Linked DNA regions of Homo sapiens: region 2 is linked to region 1. Evidence: read pairs that join two places in POLR2A ChIA-PET (ENCODE). Cell type or tissue: A673. All regions are shown on one strand. Each heading gives the region's core, and the rest is flanking DNA. Links, peaks and the distances in the headings are about the cores only.

The links. ChIA-PET counts read pairs that join two places held together with the same protein. Peaks named below come from ENCODE experiments on the same cell type or tissue, not always from the same donor. Only the 100,000 strongest peaks of a DNase experiment are listed, where the experiment ranks them.
Region 2: POLR2A ChIA-PET joins it to region 1 with 5 read pairs; 3 of 35 experiments call an interaction of 5 or more read pairs at or near these places.

Annotation. Positions count from the first base shown.
Region 1 is chr6:156,823,376-156,827,771 of GRCh38, reverse strand. The region is part of intron 1 of ARID1B (AT-rich interaction domain 1B); the gene reads right to left. Among named protein-coding and RNA genes, the nearest start is that of MIR4466, 46 kb to the right of the region's middle. In A673, for the core only: no CTCF peak of the experiment used is centred there; a DNase peak (open chromatin) is centred at 2,071.
Region 2 is chr6:156,934,829-156,939,224 of GRCh38, reverse strand. ARID1B (AT-rich interaction domain 1B) reads right to left here. Exons shown (of 20, transcript NM_001374828.1): 4 at 3,649-3,759. Among named protein-coding and RNA genes, the nearest start is that of MIR4466, 160 kb to the right of the region's middle. In A673, for the core only: no CTCF peak of the experiment used is centred there; no DNase peak of the experiment used is centred there.

The sequences.
Region 1 (4,396 bases), core at 280-4,279:
AAAAAAAAAAAAAAAAAGAATTACCAGGATAAAGGGGAATAACACGTCCAAGGTGGGAGGGAACAGCATGTACAGTACCACAGGGCAGAAGAAACAGCACAAGGCACTGGGTCAAGGGAGATGAACTGCCTGGTGTGTATCAGGAAATAAAAACCATCTGGATCCACGTGAAGCACGAATTTACGAAGATGCTGAAGCAGGCAGAAGCCAGAACATGGGTGAGCCCTGCAGGGCATTCTACAGGCTCAGGCTGCCTCTGACAGATGAACACAGGACTGCTCCCTTGGGCACCTGACCCAGCTGGAAGCAGGTCAGGTTGCCCTGGCAGGCAGGTGAGGCTGAGGTCCTGAACTGGCAGCAGTGGTGGGAGGAAGCAAGCCCAGCTCCAAGGCACAGTTAGAAGGGAAATGCGGCAGGATTTGGAGACCAAATGAGTGATGGAAGCCAGCAGCCAAATGAGATGGAGTGTGCAGAGGGAGAAGCCAATCACCATATCCCCAGGAGTGGGAGCCTTCAGTGGTTTACATAGGAAACTTGAGGCTCTGATATGAAATCCAGGTGAAAATGCCCAGAAGGAAGAGACATAATGAGCTGCAGCTTGGGGAGTAAGGCCTGACCTGGAAAAATAGGTAGAGAAGTCAGCAGAGAGGACATCCACTCCCAGAGGGCAGGGATTTTCTCTATTTTATTCACTATTATATCTCCAGGGCATAAGTTGAACAGTGTACCCAGCACATTAATTGATGAATTAATCAATAGGAAGCAATAAAACCCATGAACTTTATTTAGGAGGAATATATGAAAGGAAAACAATGGGTAGCGAACAGAATCCTAGAGAATATCACCGCTTAAGGGAAAAGGGAAAATGAACCCACAGACAAGCTGGAAGAATGGCCAGAAAATGTAGACACTCTGGAGAGTGTGCTCTTACAGGAGGGAAGGGAGTCAGGTGTAGCAACGAAACAGGTGTGCCAAATGCAGCCCAGGAATGCAGTCAGGTGAAGGGTAAAGGCTTCTGCTATACTTGACAAGGAGGCCACTGCTGTGCTCGGCAAGGACAGTCTCGCTGCAGAGGTGAGGGCTGAGGCTGGAAGAGGAGGGACGGAGGGGAGGTGAAGATGGAAGGCAGGAGCACAGACCCCGAGAACTGCCAGTCCTCTCTTCCACTGGCACTCCCACTCCAAGGCTGCACGGGTCCTTCCCCTTCTCTGCCTTCCTCAATACTCTGGTGTTCACTTTAAAGATTTGGTGAATCCATTCACCACACATTTACTAAGCACCTACTATGTGCGTTGTGCCCAACACTGGAAGCAGAAGGATGAACGAGCCTCCATGTCCTGGAGATTCACTGAAGGAGACAGACTAAACAGGTCACAGTGCAACACAGCAGATGTCCTGAAGGGACAAAGCACCAAGGCAAGGTGAGAAGAGGGTGTCTCACTGGGTCTGCCATGGGCTTTAACAAAGGCTTCCTATAGGAAATACCTGAGCTCAGTCCCAAGGGATCCACAGGACTGTGCCAGGAGGAACCCATCTCACCTGAATGAAGCTCTGTGGAGGACACAGGAGGAAAGAGGGTGCTTTGCCCCAGGCCCCACAGCCTACAAGCAACTTTTCTGCTCAAAATTCACCATGTGATACAATTTTAAACTGTTACTACTTTCACCAGCCAAGACATTGTTTGGACTTAACATGATAGAAATTAAACGACAGTACATTTGTTTGCCCAAACAATATACTGATTTTACATAACCTGAGCCGCCTTCATAATTAAGTGTACAAACATGTATGTTGATATATTTGTAGTAAAACTAAAATCTAGGGCTAAGAATTCATTTTCTCATAATTATTTAAATTAGAATTTATGCCTGATAAAAATAAAATGTGATTATTTTCTAGATTTTCTTGAAAAAGGTAAAACTTTTTATGGAAGTATGAAAATCAAGGCTGAGTTGGTGATTTCAAAATCAGCCAAGTGAATGAAGGACCTATGGAGAGGCTGAGTAAATCAAATTTCAGGCTGAATTTCCAATACGGGGCCCTGAGGCAGTCCTATCTTCACATTCAATCTAGACAGCCCAGGGCACAGGAAACGTCTACTTATTTCACTTCAAATAGTGCACGACCAAAACTGCCTTAATTAAAGCAGAAATGTTAAATGGGAAAATGATTGGAATGTCTATGTTTTAATGCTATAGATAACAGTGCAGCAAATTCATCTTATCAGTGACTAAAATTGTTTTGTATTATCTGTCTCATCACTGCCATCAACTCTCACAGTCCTACTTAAAATTCAGTTAATTTGCACCATGTCAAAAATGTTAGCTTAACCCTCAGATTTCTGAAAATCGAAAGCATTAAATACACAGATTATCTGAACCTCTCAAAATGCATCAAATATCTTTCAATGAGACTTCAGATAGAAAAACAGTTACTCATACAGTGCAAATTATTTAATTTTAACTTCTCCTTATGGTCTATTATTAAATATTCATCCACAGTCCAAATCCATCCTGCTGTGTCCTCTATTTTTGAGCATTAAAAATGTACAACTGAGGGTCTCAACTCCTGCTTCTCACTACCAGTCCCTTAAAGAAACTAAAAATTGGCCAAGTGCGGCGGCTCACGCCTGTAATCCCAGCACTTCGGGAGGCTGAGGCAGGTGGATTGCCTGAGCTCAGGAGTTCAAGACCAGCCTGAGCAACACGGTGAAATCCTGTCTCCACTAAAATACAAAAAATTAGCCAGGCATGGTGGCGGGCACCTGTAATCCCAGCTACTCAGAAGGCTGAGGCAGGAGAACTGCTTGAACCTGTGAGGCAGAGGTTGCAGTGAGCCAAGATCGTGCCACTGCACACTCCACCCTGGGTGACAGAGCAAGACTCCATCTCAAAGAAAAAAAAAAAAATCAAATCTAAGACTTCTGGAAAACAAAAGGGCCAAGCTGCTTCTCATACGCACATCTAACCTGAAGCAATTTTATGTTTTTTGTTTTGTTTTGTTTTCTGAGACAGGGTCTCGCTCTGTCACCCAGACTGGAGTGCAGTGGCACAATCTCAGCTCACTGCAACCTCCACCTCCCGGGTTCAAGTGATTCTCATGTCTCAGCCTCCCAAGTAGCTGGGATTACAGGCACATACCACCACACCCAGCTTATTTTTGTATTTTTTGTAGAGACAGGATTTTGCCTTGTTGGCAAGGCTGGTCTCGAACTCCTGACCTCAAGTGATTCGCCTGCCTCGACCTCCCAAAGTGCTGGGATTACAGGCGTGAGCCGCTGCGCCTGGCCAATTTTATGTTTTTTTAACATCTATCCGGGTATGACCATTTTCATTTCTCACTGAAAGTTTATGCTCTATCAGGGTTATCATCCACATCGAAAACAGCCCTCAACAACTTCTCTAAATAGATTGTCCGAGCATGTTTTCATTTCTAGATGGCATTCCACAACTGCTGTAGCTTGAGTTTCAATTCCAGAAAATAAGACAAGTGCTGTGAAGGCCACAATATATACACCACCATTTTCAAAGAGCTCTTAACCTAACCAGTCTGGTTTTAGTTACTTGGCTTTTAATGCAATTTTTTTACTTGATAAGACTTTCCTCCTCCTTATTCAAAGTAAACTTTTGGATGTACATGTAAGTAGGAGTTATTCTCTCTCTCTCTAAGGAAGAAATACATTGTCTATTTTTAAGAAATGTTTGTATATAGATTCTTCTAAGCATATTGGGTAGCACAATTCAGCTATATTACATGTCAGATAGGCTTTCAGAGGCTGGGCTGGGAATCCAACTGTCCTTTTCAAGATGATCCAAGTTAAAGGACAACTTGCTTATATACTTTTAGTATACTTTAAATATACTTTATCCTTTTTATATTTAGATACTCTGTTATCAGGCTTTCAGAGTATCCCTACACATGCATTTATAGTAAAAGATATCTAATTGTATTTGCTCCTAAATATCAAATTAAGAACACAGTTTATTAGATACATCTTTATGCATATCATATTTTACTACTTTTTTCAGCCCAATTCCTTCAACCGCAAATTGGAAAAACACTTCACAAAAAAAAAAAAAAAAACAACAAAGAAAACCCACCGAAAGAACTATCGAATCTTGTTGATCTAAAATCATTTCTACACATGTGGATTAAACAAGAGCTGATAGAAAACTCTTCCCTCTTTTGAACCATTGTTCGGGAAACAACATTCTCTTACCAGTAACTAAAGAAAACTTTTGAAATCTGTTCTATTTCTCTCGCTCAAACAGGGCAGGGGGTGTTTATTCACGTCTGCAGCTGTGTACCGAATGGCACTGCCCAGCAAGGAAGTAGGGGCTCTGGATTCAGAATGGATTCACAGCCCTGTCCCACCAGGGACCTCGAGTACACTGTG
Region 2 (4,396 bases), core at 72-4,071, 110 kb before region 1:
ATATTAGAGGTCGTGAAAGCTAAATGTGCTCAAATTTTAAGTGATAATAGTCTAAGAAAGAGAGCTCTTCAATGTTAAGATTTATCAATAACAGTAATACCAAGGATGTATAAACTAATACAACTAAACAGGGAAATGCTGTACGACTAAGAGGTATAGAAATAAGTGGACGATATTAAGGAGGATTTGTTCAGTGCTTAGGTCTGAGTCCACTAAGCAAAAAGTAAATATGACTGGTCATGGCTCCAAGATAACGAGAGAACAAGTTATTAATTTATCAATCATTTGCCTTCTGCAGATGATGTGAAGGTCTATCTAAGTTAGCTGGAAAACATAACTGCATTGCCTACTGAAGGTCATCAAGAATTTAATGGCATGCAAATATAGAAAAACAGGTTCACACAACAGTGAGGACAACTTGCTGAGGGATCAAAGTATAGATGTAGCATAAAGATATTGGAAATGCCTTGATTTCTTATAATGCAAAGTTGTTACATTGTAACAAACATGCTAAAGAAAAATCTACTTAGGATACAGGTAGAAAATATCACATGCAGAAACATTACAAACCTATCTGTAAGCAAAAAGACTAAGAAATTACTACTTGAGAGGCATTCTTGTCATCGTCATTACATAAAATGAACAGAATAATTACACATTAGAATCACTATGTTGCATTTCATAAATGGTACAGATAACACAATATACTTAATTCCAAATTACAAAACTACAGGTTTCAAATATCATGGATTGACTGTAGGTGAAAAGACAAAATTTATATCCCTGACACCTGAAAAGGAAAACCATAGCACAACAGTAAATCTACAAAGGATCCAACAGCAAATTCAGATGTGATAACAAATACAGCTTCATGGGCTCTCCAGAATCAACCCAGCCAAGTTAGAGGACTACAGTATCTAATAAAAGTAACATTGTAAAATACAGACTATTAGAGCCGTAACAGAGTATCAACAAATCATTCCCTGAAACCACAATGACCTTAGCTGTGTGCAACTTATTATAAGTATCCACATAAATTAAAATATTTGTAAGCCCCATACAGAAAGTTTTTACACATGCAAAGCCCTCGTGGAAAAAAAAAAAAGTGGTGCAATAAATTTCATTTAACTACAGCCAAATTTCATCCTAACAGATTGGGGGTTTTAGGTGTAGCAGGTTATCTTACAGTTTGTCCTTTATTCAGTAACTGAATCTTCTACATACTTAACATAAAACCTGGAAACTCTGCTCTCTAAAGATTATTGAAATGTGTTTGAAGTACTATTGAGTCAACCAGCATCTTATTTATCTGTGAGTTACAAAAACGGAAAGAAAATACCAATTGGGGTATTTCATTAAAAAAAAAACTTACATTATGGACAACTTTAAATACTTTTGGGAAGTAGGCAAGATAAAGGTTAAGGAAGATAGCTGTTATACATACATAACAAGACAGAAATAGAACAATTCAGAAAACATTTAAACAGTTGATGACTATATTCGTTCATCTCCTAAATGCCTTCATCCACTCTTCCAGCAATCAACTTAAAAGCTCCTATCCCAGACCAAACTCTTCAGTCAGTTATCTGAAACTACAATACTTCATGCCATCCCTAATAACACTGTAGAGTTAGCTGAATGTCAACCATCCAATCCAACACAGATCCATGGCAAAAGGCACGCACTAGTGAGTGATGCTGAAGTTTCTGAGTAGATATGAAGAAAGCAGTTTACCACAAACTATTTTTATAGCTATGCAGAAAATCTGCATCCATTTATGACAAATTTACCAACCTGTGTCACAGTACAAAATCATCAGCCAATGACAAATCTACAAGGTCGAACCTCTCCAAAACCACTAAAAAACTGCTGAAAAAAGTGGAATTCACTGTTTACCTGCTTCCCATGCATCTATTTAAATTTCATAGAACCACAAAAGCTAATTTCCAAATACTTGGCAAATGTAGTATTTATCGACAGCATGCATGCCTCTGTCTCTCTCCTTCTCTCTCTCTCACACACGTACACACTACATGCTTACCAAGCTGCGAACTATCTGCTACAGAAAGTTTAGCAGCATACAACACAAAATCCATTACCTATTTCCCTCCTTCAAAACCAAATACCTAGACAACAAATACATTAACACTACTAAAGGGGGGGGGAAAAACACCACAATAAGATTTCACCCTCTCTCACATAAAAGTAAAAGGTATAAAAATTAGAGTTTCAAAAATATATCCATCAGATTCAAAGACAGTAGACATCCTGTGGTCATCACTTACCTTCTCTAAATCTGCATATACATTAAAATGTATATGGTATGGTACGCATGTCAAATGTCATGTTTAACATTCACTACAAATGTCTGTTCTCAAATGTTTAGAAGTAATAAATCTAAGTTAATGCAAACATAGTTGAAATTCCAATTAAAATCATGGCTATACTGAATTCCCATCTTAAAACAAACCTTCTCCATAGAAACTAGGCAATGACAACAATTCTTCAAATAAATGTAAAAATATTTATTGGTATAGATTTATTCTTTTTTTTTTTTTTTTTTTTGAGATGGAGTCTCGCTCTGTTTCCCAGACTGGAGTGCAGTGGTGCAATCTCGGCTCACTGCAACCTCCGCCTCCTGGGTTCAAGTGATTCTCCTGCCTCAGCCTCCTGCAGATTTATTCTTTTAGTTAATAAAGAAGACTTCCTTTAAATTAGGTTCTCTATAAAAGAAGGCAAATTAAGTAGATATGAACTATTTATGAGCATCAACATGATACCCCATATAATAGCCACTACTCTTATAAATAGAAACCCCAATCACCATATACTATTTATTGGTGGAAATAAACAGCTTTGTCAATTTTTTTTTTTTTTTTTTTGAGATGAAGTTTCGCTCTTGTTGCCCAGGCTGAAGTGCAATGGCGTGATCTCGGCTCACCACAACCTCTGCCTCCTGGGTTCAAGCGATTCTCCTGCCTCAGCATTCCGAGTAGCTGGGATTACAGGCAGGCACCACCACACCTGGCTAATTTTGTATTTTTAGTAGAGATAGGGTTTCTCCATGTTGGTCAGGCTGGTCTTGAACTCCCGACCTCAAGTGATCCGCCCACCTTGGCCTCCCAAAGAGCTGGGATTACAGGCGTGAGCCACCGCGTCTGGCCTCAAATTTCAAACTACCTTCTTTTGGGTGATTTCTCATTACATAAATAGAAAGTCCTAGAAGAAATTCAAATTACTATCAGGTATTTTATCTCATCATTTGTATCCTTTGCAAAGTGCAAATTTCTTTTAAGTTTTGACTCCTCTAAGGACACCTCTGTTCTGTATCGCTGCCAAAAAGCAACAGCCTAAAGAAAGCTCAACTGTACAACAGCAATAACCACCTGCACACAAAATCGACCAGCCGCATAAAACCTTCCAACTGATGTCTACACTCTGCAACAGAGATATATACACATGAAATAGACTTATCCAGGACTACAGAGCTCCTAAAAGGTAAACCTTGAAAAATTGACCACAAAATAAACCTGAAGTCTAGAAACTTCTCAATCATGTCATAATATAAAGTAGAACAAACAAAAACAACAGCTCTTTCTAAAAGTCTTTAACTCATTACATTTCCAAATCAGCACAATAATGTCTTACTGGTAAACTTGATGGTCTTTCTTGCTGTATTAAGTTCAAGTCTTCATGGTTAGGTTTTCCGGGGGCCAGAGGAGGTTGAGATCTAGTTCCATAGCCTTCCTGAGACATGTCCTAAAAAAAAACACAAACACAAAGCACTTCATAAATATCTCAATGAGTTATAAGCTTCTTCAGTAACTAAAATTAAACAAAAGCTTGGCTGGGCACAGTGGCTCATGCCTGTAATCCCAGCACTTCGGGAGATCAAGGCAGGCAGATCGCTTGAGCCCAGGAGTTCAAGACCAGCCTGGGCAATGTAGGGAGACTCCATCTCTACAAAAATAATAAAAAATTAGCCGAGTGTGGTGGTGCAGCTACTTGGGAGGCTGAGGTGGGAGGATAGCTTGAGCCTGGAGGTGGAGGCTGCAGTGAACTTTGACTGCACCGCTGCACTCCAGCCTGGGTGACAGAGCGAGACCCTGTGTCAAACAAAACAGAACAAAACAAAACAAAAGCTTATCACAACCAACAACTGTTACATTTTAGCAGGCATATAAATATGTTATGGCTATAATTTAATACATTATCAGAAGCAAAAATTTTAAAAAGCAGTGAATAACAGCAGAAATATAAACTATATATATATATATATATATATATATATATATATATATATATATATATAATTAACAACTAAATTTATTATGAGACCATACCAAGTACTGTATTTGAGTTTTGCAGGAAGAAGACTAGTTCATAAAAACAGGGA